Regions from separate parts of the Homo sapiens genome. Here region 1 is linked to region 2. Evidence: chromatin loops called from intact Hi-C (ENCODE). Cell type or tissue: CD4-positive, alpha-beta T cell. All regions are shown on one strand. Links, peaks and the distances in the headings refer to the core of each region. The heading gives the core; the rest is flanking DNA. Region 1 holds the start of RAB39A (RAB39A, member RAS oncogene family). Region 2 has its middle 16 kb from the start of SLC35F2.

What was found. Hi-C counts contacts between places; a loop is a spot of excess contacts. Peaks named below come from ENCODE experiments on the same cell type or tissue, not always from the same donor. Only the 100,000 strongest peaks of a DNase experiment are listed, where the experiment ranks them.
Region 1: a loop joins it to region 2, with 3 times the contacts of the local background. A loop is called at or near these places in 2 of 110 quality-filtered maps.

Annotation. Positions count from the first base shown.
Region 1 is chr11:107,924,855-107,933,188 of GRCh38, reverse strand. RAB39A (RAB39A, member RAS oncogene family) reads right to left here and starts at 4,741. Exons shown (of 2, transcript NM_017516.3): 1 at 4,394-4,741. The coding sequence starts at 4,620. RefSeq lists silencers at 4,266-4,485, 4,516-5,005. In CD4-positive, alpha-beta T cell, for the core only: no CTCF peak of the experiment used is centred there; DNase peaks (open chromatin) are centred at 3,218 and 4,928; H3K4me3 peaks cover 1,639 bases; H3K27me3 peaks cover 1,802 bases.
Region 2 is chr11:107,870,773-107,879,106 of GRCh38, reverse strand. No RefSeq gene overlaps it. Among named protein-coding and RNA genes, the nearest start is that of SLC35F2, 16 kb to the right of the region's middle. In CD4-positive, alpha-beta T cell, for the core only: no CTCF peak of the experiment used is centred there; no DNase peak of the experiment used is centred there.

The sequences.
Region 1 (8,334 bases), core at 159-8,158, 54 kb before region 2:
AGCCTAGAGGTTTCCCATTCTACAGCTAACATTGCTATGTATTTATCTCATATTATATTCATATAACTTTAAACGCTTTTTATGGGAAAAGTTCAAAATTTCTATTCTTACACTTAATGCTCTCCATACACCTAGCTCTTCCAATATAGTTATCCTTATTAACACTGTATTAAACAATATTCTCGTTTCCTTTACTGCTAAACTAATCCCAGCACTTTAGGAGGCTGAGGTAGGCAGATTACACGAGCCCAGGAGCTCGAGACCAGCCCAGCCACCATGTTGAAACCCCATTTCTACTAAAAATACAAAAATTAGCTGGGCATGGCGGCACACACCTGTAGTCCCAGCTACTTGGGAGGCTGAGGCATAATAATTGCTTGAACCTGGGAGGCATAGGTTGCAGTGAGCTAAGATCTGGCCACCACACCCAGCCTGGATGAGAGAGCGAGATTGTCTCAAAAAACAAAACAAAACCAAAATTTATAAAAAAGTGATTACTAGCTTCCCCTAACACCTACAGTGCCAAAGGCATCTTTCCTACATCCTAGGCACATAATGGCCCAGTCTAAGTGTCTCCTTGTAACTAAGATCTCCCCAATGAATTGAGAGCCGAAAGAATCTATACCATGTTGGCCTCACTTGCTTAAAAGAAACTTTGCTTGGTATAGAGCTGCTCTTTCTCCTTCCCCTGAACTGACACACAGTGTGCTTATAACCCAGCTTTGCTCATGTAGATGATGGTAACATCCTAGGCATGGCAGAAAATTAAGGAAGAAGGAAACTGAATGATGGTCTGGTGCAGAACCACTCCACCAACTTGGACCACTCTATACACAAGAGAGAAATAAACTTTCATCTTTAATGAAGGCACTGTAATTCTAAATTTCTTTAATATACAAATCTACAGTTATGTTCACATATACATTATTTTTCTAAATCTTTTTCACTTGGATTTTGTCCCTTTTTATTTCAGGCAAGTAGTTAGCCTCTATTAGCATGTTAGTCTGAACATTGAAAACTAAGGCTGGCCTGGCGCAGTGGTTCAGGCTTGAAATCCCAGCATTTTGGGAGGCCGAGGTGGGTGGACTGCTTCAGCCCAGGAGTTTCAGACCAACCTGGGCAACATGGCCAAACCCTGTCTTTACAAAAAAAGATACAAAAATTAGCTAGGCGTGGTGGTGTGTGTCTGTAGTCTCAGCCACTTGGGAGGCTGAGGCAGGAGAATTGCTTGAGCCTGGGAGGTGGAGGCTGCAGTGAGCCAACATTGTGCCACTGCATTCCAGCCTGAGTGACAGACCCTGTCTCAAAAAAAAAAAAAAAAAAAAGAAGGAAAGAAAGAAAACGAAAGCTAATCACGATCATAATTACCAACTCACTAACCTATTGTTCTGTAATACATTTATTATGCTTTCAAGCTACCTCATGAGCTAAGTAGGTTCCTTTTTGTCAGTTTATATCCAATCACCAATAAACCTTCAAACATGACATTTCCCACAAATTCTTCATGATATGATTATGACTAATGACAGGAATACATCTTCATGACCTACAGTACCTTTCTATAAAATAAAATATGCAATGATATCTATTATTCAAAATTAGAATCTGTAATTTCTTGATGAAAGATACAGAATGATTTAATAGTAATTGTTTTAAATGCAATCTTAAGGTAAAACATTCTGGTAAATGAGAGAAAAGCAAGTATTTGGAGGTAGCTACTGAAATACGTATGTATTTACAAACAGAACTTTGGTAAAGAGCCAAACAAAATAAATTATGACTCACTGTCAGTAAACATTCCCTAAATGTCCTTGCATTATAATGCGAGAGTTACTGTTTGGTTTTAATAATGTACATAAAATGAATTATTATTTACATTCTTCTTCAAGGCATTAAAAAACAATCATCTAGGCCAGGCGCGGTGGCTCACGCGCCTGTAATCTCAGCACTTTGGGAGGCTGAGGCAGGTGGATCACCCGAGGTCGGGAATTCAAGACCAGCCTGACCAACATGGGGAAATCCCCGTCTCTACTAAAAATACAAAATTAGCCAGGTGTAGTGGTGCATGCCTGTAATCCCAGCTACTCGGGAGGCTGAGGCTGCAGAATTGCTGGAACCTGGGAGGCGGAGTTTGCAGTGAGCAGAGATCGCGCCATTGCACTCCAGCCTGGGCCACAAGAGCGAAACTCCGTCTCAAAAAAAAAAAAAAAAGTTAAAAAACAATCATCTCTATCATCTATTTAGCAGAAAGGTCTTTAAAGTCTAACAAATTAATTATCATTTAATTTCTTGTCAATAAGTTGAGCTACTTATTTATTTATTTATTTATTTTTGAGACTGAGTCTGGCTCTGTCACCCAGGCTGGAGTGCAGTGGCGTGATCTTGGCTCACTGCAAACTCTGCCTCCCAGGTTCAAGCGATTCTCCTGCCTCAGCCTCCTGAGTAGCTGGGACTACGGGCACACACCACCATGCCCAGCTAATTTTTGTATTTTTGGTAGAGACAGGGTTTCACCTTATTGGCCAGGCTGGTCTTGAACTCTTGACCTTGTGATCCACCCGCCTCAGTATCCCAAAGTGCTGGAATTACAGGCGTGAGCCACCCTGCCCAGCCAAGTTGAGCTACTTTTAAGGAACTAATTAAACACAATAAGATTTTATTACCCATGTGTCTTGTAGTTGCAACTCAAAGTAGCTGTTAGAAGTTTAAGACATAAAGGTTTTTATTGTATTCACTTCAGAGGGGGGGTCAAGAGCTAACAGCAAATGCTTTTTTTCTGAGCCTGATATATCGCAAAGTTTACCTCTGATTGAGATCACATGTGAAGGAATTGGCAATCAACTTAGAATGGTAAAACTGGAAGGAATGTTAGAGATCACGACGACTTTCATTTTACAGATGAGGAATCAAACATTTGAAAAATTATTTTAATAAAAGGAGGCTTCTTGAAAAGGAAAAACATTTTTCATGGAATTCTACGTGTTGTACAAATCCAATCAATAATCTTTTAACACCTCTCTGAAGCGCTGGCCTTACCATCTTTCCACTTCACACACACGAAAACTAAGGTATAAGCAAGCTAAGCAGTTCACTCATTATCTCTATGAATCAGCATCATTGCTAGGAACGGAAGCCAAAACTTTGAATGTTGGACCATTCTCACAGATGTAGGCTGATCTCATTCGCAGTGATGCTGGCTGGGGGCGAGGGGAAGCCATGTTTGGGAAGTCCCCTCATGGAACACTGCATTTCACAAGCAGAGTACTTGCTGACTAACGCAAAATGCTTCCTTAAATGAGTTCCAATGGATAATGCAGTCTTTAAGAAACAGAACAGTACAATACATCAGTTTCACCATCTTCCTCTAAAACGAAGTGCCTTTGAATCCTAGACATTTAAAATTTGCTTTAAACCTGCTTCCATCTCAAATATTCAGGAAATGCATATAATTTCATTTACTTTTTATTTACACAAGTCGCCTTTGTGAAACCCTTCATGTCCCCAGCGGATATTTAGGAGGAGACTATTCATTTGGATCCCTCCTTCTGTCTTTAGAAATATTATCACCCTGGAACGTTAAGTACTGATCATAAGCAAAATTAAAGTTCCTGGCGAATCTCAATATATGTCTTTTTCCCACCAAACATGACAAACTTCTAAAGACAACTCAACCCTTCACATACACACACACACACACACACACCCTCAGCTGTGCCAGTGTCCCTGATGTTGCATCTAGTTAACCTACAAGACCCATTCCCACGGGTCATGACCCAGTATTTCTGATGACCACATTCAGTGCTGTGAGGTGCCCAAACCATTACCGCATCCACCTCTCTGTGAACCATGCCCAGTGAGCTCATGCAGGAACCTGGGTTGGAGCGCTCCTTGCTGTGAAGCTAAAGGATCCATCACGAATCTGGGAACCCTCCCTCGCGGTTCTCCCCGGCCACACAGCGTGGGAGCCGCTGGGTTAGGGTAGGAAAAGGGGCGCCTGCTTGGAGGAGGGTGGTCGGGTCATGCTGTGCGCAGCCAGGGAAGCCGAGTTTGGGAAGAAGGCAGCCGGGGAGCCGGAGGGGATAAAAATACCCACAGGGGCTGAAAGAGTTGGGGAAGAGGGGGCGGCGAGGACGACCCCGGTTCAGGCGGGAAAGGAAAGATGGAAAGGGGGCGCAGGAAATGGGCGCCAAAGAAAGAAGTGAGAAATTGCGGAGGAGGAAGTCGTCCCTGGAAGAGGAGGGGCAAAGGGGAAGCGAGAATGGAGTGTTTGCACTTTCGAGAGGGAAGGGCCAGAGCCTCTCCCGACCAGGGCCGGCGGGGCGGACGCCTGGGGAAGGGGCGTCCGGGCGGGCTGAGGGGGCGGCGCGGTGCCCAAGGTCCCCGGGGTCCCTACCTGAACCGCTCCTGTCCCGCCGTGTCCCAGAGCTGTAGCTTGATCCTCTTGCCCGGCTCGATCTCCAGCAGGCGGGAGAAGAAGTCCACGCCGACGGTGGGGTCGCAGGCGGGGGAGCGCAGCCCGGGGAAGCGGCCCTGGGTGAAGCGGTGCAGGAGGCAGGACTTGCCCACGGTGGAGTCCCCGATCACGATGAGGCGGAACTGGTAGATCCAGATGGTCTCCATCGCTCACGTGCCCCGCTGGCTCCCGGGCCGCCCCACCCGCGGGCTAAGTTCGGCGGCGGGAACTGTCCTTTCAGCACCTCGCGGGCGCCCGCCCGCCGCCTTCCAGCATATTCCTGCGGCTGCGGCCGCCGCCTGGTGCCCGCCCTCTCGGGAGAGAGAGGCGGGGCCAGGCCCGGCTAGGGGCGGGGCCTCTGGACGGGGGCGGGGCGGGGGCGGTGGCGCGTGGGAGGGGGAAGCAGGTTTGCTGCCGCGAACTCCCGCCCCTGACCGGCTGCAAATCACTCTCCCTCAACGCTCACTGGGCGCCGGCAGGAAAGTGGGCGTGGCGGGAAGACGTGACAGCAGCAACAACCAAGGAAAATGAAGCAAGGTCTCAACTCCGGGAGGGTCAGCCAATGAAAAGTGAGAGTCGTTTTCTTACAGGCGTCAGGGCGGGTTGGTCAGATTAGGGCTCTGATTTTGGAAGTCCCTGAGGCCATAACTTGGGTCATTGCTTTGATTCCTCTTTTTTTTTTGTCCCCCAGGCTGGATTGATGTGGTGAGATCTCGGCTCATTGCAGCCTCAAGCGATCTGCCCACCTCAGCCTCCCAAGCAGCGGGGACCACGGGTGTGAGCCATCACACCTGGCTAATTTTCTTCTGGGTTAAAAAAAAATTTTTTTTTTAGAGATGTGGTCTCGCTATGTTGCTTAGGCTGGTCTCAAACTCCTAGGTTCAAGCGATCCATCCACCTCAGCCTCCTGAGTAGCTGGGACTACAGGCGGGGGCCACCACATCCCGCTAATTTTCTAACTTTTTGTAGAGATGGGGTCTTGCTGTGTTGCCCAGGCTGGTCTCGAACTCCTGACCTCAAGTGATCCTCCAGGCTCAGCCTCCCAGTGCTGGGATTACAGGTGTGAGCCACCACACCCTGCTTTCTTGTCTTGATGAGAGCCACCTCCAAGGCATTTTAAGGTGAAGGAGTTTTGGGCAGGATTGAAATAAATTTGCACAGCCAGTTCTGGGTGCTTCTAGCAAGGGCTCTGGCTGTTGCTGCGTGCTGCCACTGTCTGTTCTTCACTGCTATGAGTACCACAGAAGAGTGAGAAACGCCAAGTATCATCCCCATACCCTCTGGGGCCCTCCAACCCTGGGGACAGTGGCAAAAAAAAAAAAAAAAAAAAAAGCCGGGGAAATGTTGAGAAGCTCATGAAATTTTCAGCTCTCCTTGGTCTCCATTGTTTAAGTCAGAAAAAAGCGAACAGGTGGTCTCTTAGCTCATGTCTGATTAATGATGTAAGTAAACAAAGCAGAACTTAAATTCTGGTGAGATCTTACTACTTTCTTGTGCCTTTCCTCAAATTGAGTAATAGTGACGTCAAGGTTTATCTTTAAAAAGTGAAACAGTTTAAAAGTGTGTGTTAGGCCGGGCGCGGTGGCTCACGCCTGTAATCCCAGCACTTTGGGAGGCTGAGGCGGGTGGATCACCTGAGTCAGGAGTTCGAGACCAGCCTCAACATGGAGAAACCCCGTCTCTACTAAAAATACAAAATTAGCCGGGCGTAGTGGTGCATGCCTGTAATCTCAGCCACTCGGGAGGCTGAGGCAGGAGAATTGCTTGAACCCGGGAGGCAGAGGTTGTGATGAGCTGAGATCGTGCCATTGCACTCCAGCCTGGGCAACAAGAGCGAAACTCCATCTCAAAGAAAATAAATAAATAAATAAAAGTGTGTGTTTAGGCCGGTCGCAGTGGCTCACGCCTGTAATCCCAGCACTTTGGGAGGACGAGGCGGGCAGATCGCCTGAGGTCAGGAGTTCGAGACCAGCCTGGCCAACATGGCGAAACTTCGTCTTTATTAAAACTACAAAAATGGCCGGGTGCAGTAGTTCATGCCTGTAATCCCAGCACTTTGGGAGGCCGAGGTGTGTGGATCACAAGGTCAGGAGTTCAAGACCAGCCTGGCCAAGATGATGAAACCTCCTCTCTACTAAAAATACAAAAATTAGCCACGCACGGTGGCAGGCGCCTGTAATCCCAGCTACTCGGGAGGCTGAGGCAGGAGAATCGCTTGAACCTGGGGGGCAGAAGTTGCAGTGAGCTGAGATGGTGCCACTGCACTCCAGCCTGGACGACAAAGCAAGACTCCTCGTCTCAAAAAAAAAAAAAAAAAAAAAAAGCTACAAAAATTAGCCAAGCATGGTGGCACATGCCTGTAACCCCAGGTACTTGGGAGGCTGAGGCAGGATAATCGCTTGAACCCGGGAAGTGGAGGCTGCAGTGAGCCGAGATTGTGCCATTGCACTCCAGCCTGGGCAACGAGAGCAAAACTCCGTCTCAAAAAAAAAAGTGTGTGTTTACCAAAACAAAATTTTCAACAATTCCACTTTTTTCTTGTGCACATCCCAAATTCTTATATCGATATTCATCCCTATTTCCTTTGCTGTTTTGGAGGAATTGGTGTTGGCTGTGTTTAATCCCCTTTCACTTATCTTTTTGGGGCTTTTCCCAACAGTTGACTTTTATTTCATACCTTTTATACCTTGAATCTCCCCTTCTCCAGTGGCTTCTGCTCCTCAGCCTATAAACATGCTCAATTATCTACAATTCTAAAACTAAGCAAAACACCTCTTCATTACGCTTCCCCTTCAGATTGTTGACTCCTCCATCATTCTCCTTTTCAAATATCAGAAATGATGATCTATTATCATTTCTCATCTACCAGTTAGTCTTCAAGGAGGCTTATATACCCCTAACATACTCTCTGTGCCTAATATACCACTGCTTTTGATAAGGCTGTCAGGGACATCCTAATTATTAAATCCAAGCCCCCACCCCCACCATCCTCACCACCACCCCACTGCAGTGTCATCTAGTTTTAGTTGTCATTCTCCTTTTTTTTTTTTTTTTTTTGAGACGGAATCTTGCTCTGTCGCGATCTTGGCTCACTGCAGCCTCCGCCTCCTGGGTTCAAGCGATTCTCCTGTCTCAGCCTCCTGAGTAGCTGGGACTACAGGCGTGGGCCACCACACCCAGCTAATCTTTGTATTTTTAGTAGAGACAAGGTTTCACCATGTTGGCTAGACTGATCTCGAACTCCTGACCTCAAGTGATCCACCCCCCTTGGCCTCCCAAAGTGCTGGGATTACAGGCATGAGCCACTGCACCTGGCCATGACTGAATTTTCTGTAAGCACAACCTGAACACCCTTATTCCTTGGCTTCCACAAAAGCATTCTCTCCTAATTTTCTGTTCTTTTTAACCTTCTTCAATGACTCCTCTTTCTATGATTCATTTCTTCAATACTGAAGATCTTAAGAGATCCTTCCTTCATCTCTTTTCCCTCTCCCCACTTTTACCTTCACTTTGGGCTTTTTCTGGCAACCTCATGTACTCCAGTGACTTCAGTTACCCCCTTACCCATATCAAATGTCTTCCCCCAATCTCTGCTCTGTATTCAGGACCCGCATTTCCAACTACTTCTCTTAGATATTGGATATGCATTTCAGACTCTACGTATCTGTGTTGGTTAGGATTCTTTGAAAAAAACTTCAGTTAGGGTGATATTAAAAGATGAGAGCACTTATTCTAAAGATATAGAGTGTTTTTACAGAATCCGCAGGCAGGAATGATGTTGGCATCAGAAAGGTATTTGAACTGGGAAAGAGAAAGCTGCTGCCGGGCGCAGTGGCTCACGTCTCTAGTCCCAGCACTTTGGGAGGCCAAGACAGGTGGAT
Region 2 (8,334 bases), core at 36-8,035:
ACGTCATCAGTTAAGGCTATTTTCACTTCTTGTGTGGATCTTCAGTTGCTTTAGGCCATCTGGATGTATTCGTGCAGGTCACAGGGGATATGATGGCTTAGCTTGGGCTCAGAGGCCTGACAGCTCTCTCAGTCAGAAGTAACTTATCTTTGGGAGAATTCAGCTGTAATCCAGGTATCAAAATATTCATGGATAATATATCAATATTCAGATCTAGGAAGCCCAATAAAGCCAGGTAAATCCCAAGCAAAAAAATCCACATCTAGATACATCATAGTGAAATGCACAACCCTAAAAAAAAAATAAAGAAAAAAAAAGGATGGTGAAAAGTCACAGGAAAAGAGTCAGATCACCTACAGGAAAAAGGTAATTAGATGGTTGGCTGCCTTCTCAATTGCAAAAATGAAGATAGGAAAATATATTCAAAGTGGTTACAGAAAATATTAGTCAATCTTAAGTTTTATATCCATCAACAGTATCTTAAAAAACAAAGAGGGTGCCATAAAGGTATTTTCAGACAAAAATAGACTTTACATCAAAAGACCCCCTGTAAAGGGAATTCTAAAGATGTAACTGCAGTAGAAACAAAATAAAATCCTGATGGAAGACCTAGGCTACATAATTTTTGGGTCCTAGCGCAGAGTCATTGAAAATGTGAGGCTCGGCTGGGCGCAGTGGCTCACGCCTGTAATCACAGCACCTTGGGAGGCCGAGACGGGCAGATCACGAGGTCAGGAGATCCAGACCATCCTGGCTAACACAGTGAAACCCTGTCTCTACTAAAAATACAAAAAATTAGCTGGGTGTTGTGGTGGGTGCCTGTAGTCCCAGCTACTCAGGAGGCTGAGGCAGGAGAATGGCGTGAACCTGGGAGGCAGAGCTGGCAGTGAGCCGATATTGCACCACTGTACTCCAAGCTGGGAGACAGAGTGAGACTCCGTCTCAAAAAAAAAAAAAAGATAAAAGAAAATATGAGGCTCCGAGGCCAGGCGCCGTGGCTCACACCGGTAATCCCAGCACTCTGGGAGGCCAGAGCAGGCAGATCACCTGAGGTCAGGAGTTCGAGACCAGCCTGGCCAAAATGGTGAAATCCCCATCTCTACAAAAATACAAAAATGAGCCAGTCCTGGTGGCAGGTGCCTGTAATTGTAGGTACTGGGGAGATTGAGGCAGGAGAATCGGTTGACCCCAGGAGGTGGAGGTTGCAGTAAGCCAAGATCATGCCACTGCACTCCAGCCTGGGCAACAGAATGAGACTCTGTCTCAAAAAAAAAAAAAAAAGAAAAAAGAAAATATGAGGCTCCTTGTTAAAAAAATTATTAAAAATTTCAAGATGGCAGTAGCAGGCATGGTGACTCTGCCTGTAATTGCTGCACTTTGGGAGACCAGAGCAGGTGGATTACCTGAGGTCAGGAGTCCAAGACCAGCCTGGCCAACATGGTGAAACTTGTCTCTACTAAAAATACAAAAATTAGCTAGGTGTGATGGCGTGCACCTGTAATCCCAGCTACTCAGGAGGCTGAGGCAGGAGAATCGTTTGAGCCAGGGAGGCAGAAGTTGCAGTGAGCCGAAAAAGTGCACCATTGCACTCCAGCCTGGGTGACAGAGCGAGACTCCGTCTCAAAAACAAAAAACAAAAAACAAAAAAACCTGATGACAACAGCAGAGCGTGAGAGCCAGTGCTGTGGTTTAAATGTGTCCCCACCAAAATTCAAGTGTTGAAACTTAATGGCCAGTGTAATGATAGTAAGAGGTGGTGCCTTTAAGAGGTAATTAGGTCATGAGGGCTCCTACCCTTTGAAATGGGATTAAGTCTTTTAAGAGAGATTCACATAGGTTCAGGTTGGCTTGCCTTTCTGCCTTCCACCCTGTGAGGACACAGGGATCCCCCTCTCCACAAGATACAGCAATAAGGTCCCATCCAGGAAGCAGAGAGCAGCCCTTTCCAAACAACTGAACCTGCTGGTGCCTTGATCTTGGGCTTCTCAGGTTCCAGAACTATGAGAAAATTAATTTATTTTCTTTCTTTCTTTCTTTTTTGAGACAGTCTTGCCCTGTTGCCCAGGCTGGAGTGCAATGACTTGATCTCGGCTCACTGCAACTTCTGCCTCCCAGGTTCAAGCAATTCTCGTGCCTCAGCCTCCCAAGTAGCTGGGATTACAGGTGCACACCATCACACCCAGCTAATTTTTTGTATTTTTAGTAGAGACAGGGTTTCACCATGTTGGCCAGGCTGGTCTTAAACTCCTGACTTCAAGTGATTCTCAGCCTCCCAAAATGCAGGGATTACATGCCTGAGCCGCCGCGTATCTTCTTTATGAACTATCGAGTATTTTGTTATAGCAGCACAAACAGACTAAGACACCAAGCATGGGGCCCTTTGTGACTACATAAGTCATACATCCACAAATCTGGCCCTAGGTACTGTACTGTTGAATGACTGTTATATAATCATTAATTATGTGAAACAACAATAATACTATTCTGTGGTGGGCAGGCATATGAAAACCTACCCCAAAGGCCGAGGGAGCTGAGAGACCATAGAAAGAGGCTGACAAATCCAGTTTCTCATAAAGCAATATTTAATAGGACTTACTAACAGAAGCTTTGTCTCATGCAACTGCAAATTGGTGGATCCTTGCAGTTACCCCCAAGACCCAGGGCTTATATTCAATAATAGGGAATTTGCCGAAGGGCAGGACATACAGTAAGTATGTGAAACTATAAATCTTAAGAGGCATTCTCAGAACTGGAGTTAATCATAAATCAACATGGATTAGCATATGAAGTTGATTTAGCTTCCACAAGTCTGTACTTTGCGGTTGAGAAGAAGCAAGCTAGAACTAAATTACTAGATAACAACAGCATATAAGCTGGGAGAGTTATAAAGTATTCTAAGGTTCTTGCATTGTTTGGGAAGAGGATAAAACTTTTGATTAATTTTAGACTTCACTAAGTTTGCATGTTAGAATAGCTATGACTACTATGAAAGAATAGGCATAGGTAACAAAACTTCCAAACAGGAGAAAAAACTCAGCCAGTTCAAAAGAAGGCAAGACAGAGAGAGACAGAAACATTAAGACAAGTTGCAAACCACATAGTAATTTGGTATAAATAAATCAAAATATGTCAGTAATCATCCTATGTGTAAATAGACTAAACTGTCCAATGAAAAGGCAAAGATTAAAGTAGATTTAGCAGTTCAAGTAACAAAAAGAAAAAAAAAAAAGAAAAGGCAAAGAGCCTAAAAACAAAACAAAGCTGGGCGTGGTAGCTCACGCCTGTAATCCCAGCACTTTGGGAGGCCAAGGTGGGTGGATCACCTGAGGTCAGGAGTTCGAGACCAGCCTGGCCAACATGGTGAAACCCTGCCTCTACTAAAAATACAAAATTAGCCGGGTACGGCGGCATGCACCTGTAATCCCAGCTACTTGGGAGGCTGAAGCAGGAGAATCACTTGAACCCGGGAGGCAGAGGTTGCAGTGAGCCGAGATTGCCATTGCACTCCAGCCTGGGCAACAAGAGCAAAACTCCGTCTCAAAAACAAAAAACAAAACAAAATAAAATCCAGCTATGTGCTGTTTCAAGATATATATATATATAAATATCATTATTATACAGAAATATTGAAAAGCAATGAATAGAAAAAAATATGCCAGGCCAATACCAACTAAAATGAAGTTGGAAAAGCTGTATTAGCATCAGAAAAAATAGACTTTCACACAAAAAGTATTAGGGCAGATAAAGAGTGTCATGTCATAATAATAAAATACTCAACAGAGATGTGTAACAAAAACTACTCTGTACCTAATAATAAAAATTTAAAACATATGAAGTAAATATTGACAATTTTATAATGAGAAACTAAGTTTCTATTTCTTCCTATAATGGAAGAATAGGTTGGTTCTCAAATTTTCGTCTGTCTCACGATCCCATGATGGGCTTCTTAAAACAGATTGCTGGGCCCAACTCCAGAGCTTCTGATTCAATAGGTCTAGGGTGGGGACTGAGAATTTCCACTTCTTACAAGCACCTGAGAGAAGCACCTAGTTCTCAGGTGCTGCTGATGTTTCTGATTCAGGCCTATGCTTTGAGAACCACTGGTTTAACAAATATTTCAGAAATTGATAGATCAAATAGACAAAAAAAATCAGTAGGAGACTGAATATTTGTTCAAATGGACATGTTAAAACACTGAGGGCTGGGCACGGTGGCTCATGCCTGTAATCCCAACACTTTGGGAGGCAAAGGCCAATGGATCACTTGAGGTCAGGAGTTTGAGAACAGCCCGGCCAACATGGTGAAACCCCATCTCTAGTAAAAATACAAAAATGAGCCAGGTGTGTGGCGGGTGCCTGTAATTCCAGGTACTCGGGAGGCTAAGGCAGGAGAATCGCTTGAACCTGGGAGAGGGAGGCTGCAGTGAGCTGAAATCATACCACTGCACTCCAGCCTGGGCGACAGAGTGAGGCTCCATCTCAAAAAAACAAAAACAAAAACAAAAACAAAAAAAACAACCAACCAACCAAACAAACAAAAAACACATTGAGAATAAACATTCTGCCAGGCGTGGTGGCTCACGCCTATAATCCCAGCACTTTGGGAGGCCGAGGCAGGCGGATCACCTGAGATTGGGAGTTTGAGACCAGCCTGACCAACGTGGAGAAACCCCATCTCTTCTAAAAATACAAAATTAGCCGGGTGTGGTGGTGCATGTAATCCCAGCTACTCAGCAGGCTGAGGCAGGAGAATCGCTTGAACGTGGGAGGCAGAGGTTGCAGTGAGCCGAGATGGCGCCATTGCACTCCAACATGGGCAACAAGAGCAAAACTCTGTCTCAAAAAAAAAAAAAAAAAGAAAGAAAACAAAAAACAAACAAAAAAAATTATTTTACACACACATGAAAAACATTTATCAAAATTGACCATGTACTAGGTCTTAAAACTTATCTCGCTATTTTCAAAATATTGAAAGTATCAGGTCAGGTCAGGTATGGTGGCTCACACTTGTAATCCCAATGATTTGGGAGGCCAGGAGTTCTAGACCAGCCTGGGCGACATGGAGAAAACCAGTCTCTACAAAAAATTTAAAAATTAGCCAGGTGTGGTGGTGCTCGCTTGTAGTCCCAGCTACTCCAGAATCTGAGGCAGAAACATCCTGTGAGCCCATGAGTTTGAGGCTGCAGTGAGTTATGACTATACCACTGCACTCCAGCCTGGGTGACAGAGTGAGACCCTATCTCTAAAAAAAAAAAAAGTATCATATAGCCTACATTATCATACAATTAAGTTAGAAATCAACTATAGAAAATAATTAAAAACTTGGCCAGGTGCAGTGGCCCACGCCTGTAATTCTAACACTTTGGGAGGCTACGGCATGTGGATCACCTGAGGTCAGGAGTTCAAGACCAGCCTGGCCAATATGGCGAAACCCCCTCTCTACTAAAAATACAAAAATTAACCAAGTGTGGTGGCTTATGCCTATAGTCCCAGCTACTCAGGAGGCTGAGGAGGGAGAATCACTTGAACCTGGGCGGCAGAGGTTGCAGTGAGCCGAGATCGCGCCACTGCACTCCAGCCTGGCGACAGAACGAGACTCCGTCTCAAAAAAAAAAAAAAGTTAAAAACTCTTATTATGCTTGGAAATTAAGGGATGTGTCTTTCCAACTCACGAGTCAAAGAAGAAGTTATAATGGAAACTGGAAAATACGTAGAAGTGAATGATAGTAAAGCCATTATCAAAACTCGTGAGAGGCAACTCAAAATTAATGAGTTTAGAACGCAGTTTAAGGAGTTAGGGAAAAAGCAACATAAGCCCAAATAATGTAGAAGGAAGGAAATAATATAAATTGGAACAAAAATTACTGAAGTAGGGCAAGGGTCGGTGGCTCAAACCTGTAATCTTAGCACTTTGGGAGGCCGAGACGGCAGATAGCTTGACCCCACGAGTTGGAGACCAGCCTGGGCAACCCAGTCTGTACAAAAGATACAAAAACAGCCAGGCATGGCAGCTGGCACCTGTGGTCCCAGCTACTTGGGAGGCTGAGGTGGGAGGATCACCTGAGCCTGGGAGTTTGAGGCTGAAGTGAGCCATGTTCATGCCACTGCACTCCAGCCTAGGTGAGACTCTATCTCAAAAATAAATAAATAAATAAGTAAATAAATAAAATATAGAGAGGATTAAAAAAGAGTTCCCAGAGGAAGGAATCCCTTTGCTTACTGTTGAAGGATAAGACTTCTCCTTAATCTAATGGAAAGGTATAGCTGTGCAAAATGGCATGTTGTAGTTCACGAGCTGTAAGTAACTTGGTCTGGCTAGAGGGATAGTGGTTGTTAAGTGGGTGCAGAAGAGTGAAGAAAGGAAAAGGCAGTGAGAGAGGCACTGAGATTAATACATTAAAATTCATGGAAGATGTGTATGAAAAGATAAATATATGTTTTTGGGAGGTCACTTTATGATTTAGCTTCTTTTGAGTGCTAACATGATTCTCAAGATACTTATGGGGCTGTTCTCCATAGATGGGCAGGAAATTCTCTGTGGGTGGGAGAACACAATATAAGTAATCTAAGAACAAGATAATTTTAGATAATTTCTGTATGAGTTTGTTAGGGTTGCCATAACAAGATATAACAGACTGAGTGGCTTAAACACATTTATTTTCTCACAGTCTTGGAGGTTAGAAGTCTGAAATCAACATGGTGGCAGAATTGGCTTTTTTGTTGAGACAGAGTTTCGCTCTCGTGGCCCAGGCTGGAGTGCAATGGGGCGGTCTCTGCTCACTGCAACCTCCGCCTCCCAGATTCAAGCGATTCTCCTGTCTTGGCCTCCCGTGTAGCTGGAACTACAGGCATGTGCCACCATGCCCGGCTAATTTTGTATTTTTAGTAGAGATGGAGTTTCTCCATGTTGGTCAGGGTGGTCTTGAATTCCTGACCTCACGTGATCCGCCGGCCTTGGCCTTCCAAAGTGCTGGGATTACAGTCGTGAGCCACCGCGCCAAGCCAGAACTGGTTTCTTTTGAAGCATCTCTCGTCGCTTGTACAGGGCCATCTCTCTGTGTTTTCACATGGTCTTTCCTCTGTAACTGTCTGTGTCTTAATTTCCTCTTGTTATAAGGATACTAGTTATATTGGATTAGGGCCTACCCTAATGTCTTCATTATAACTTAATACCTCTAAAGACTTCGTCGCTGCAATCACATTCTGAGGCACTGGAGGTTAGGACTTCAACATATGAATTTTGGTAGACCTCATTATAGCCCTCCGTCCACCTCTCCTCCAAATTCATACGCTCACCCTGTTCTAACTGTGCCAGAAATCTTAACTCATTTCAGCATCAAGTGTAAGCACAAAATATAATCTAAATCAGGTATGAGTGAGACTCATAGGAGTTATGATTTGTCCTGAGGCAAAATTCCTCCCCAGCTGTGAATCTATAAAACCAGACAAGTTATCTGCTTCCAAAATACAATGATGGCATAGGCATAGCATAGTCTTTCCCATTCCAAAAGTCAGAAATAAAAAATAAATCCCAGCCGGATGCGGTGGCTCATGCCTATAATCCCAGCACTTTGGTGGCCGAGGCGGGTGGATCACCTGAGCTCAGGAGTTCGAGACCAGCCTGGCCAATATGGCGAAACCCTTTCTTTATTAAAAAAGCAAACATTAACCAGACCTGGTAGCTTATTATGCCGGTAGTCCCAGCTACTCAGGAGGCTGAGGAGGGAGAATTGCTTGAACCCAGGAGGCGGAGGTTGCAGTAAGCCAAGATCATGCCACTGCACTCCAGCCTGTGTGACAGAGCGAGACTCTGTCTCCAAAAAACAAACAAACGAACAAAAAAAGACTAAGGCTCCAGAATAATCTTTGGCTTGATGCTCTGTCCTCGGCCCACCAGCGTGGTGGTCCACCCCCTCAGCCCTGGGTGACTTCAATATATACATTTCTGGGCAGGGGGCGGTGCACAATTCAGCCCCCAACAATACCTATGATGAAAATGTAACCTATCAATTTGATAGGGAGAGACTGGGAACCAGTGGATTAAGTCAAGGACATCTTCTCTAAGGAGGCAACACTGGACCTAAGACTATGCTTAGATCTGAAGGCAGATTATTCCGGGCAGAGGAAATGAGACAATAGAAATAAAGGGAAAGAGAAAGAACACAGTATGCAGGTTGAAGAGTTAGGCAGCGCATTTAAGCTAGAGCAAGGAGCCTAAATTTCATGCTAAATACAACAGGCAGGCATTGTAGGCTTATAAGCAGGGGAGAGTGACCTTATTTCGTAGGGATTTTGGGTAATGGACTGTAGGAGGCAAGAATAGAATAAGTAGGAA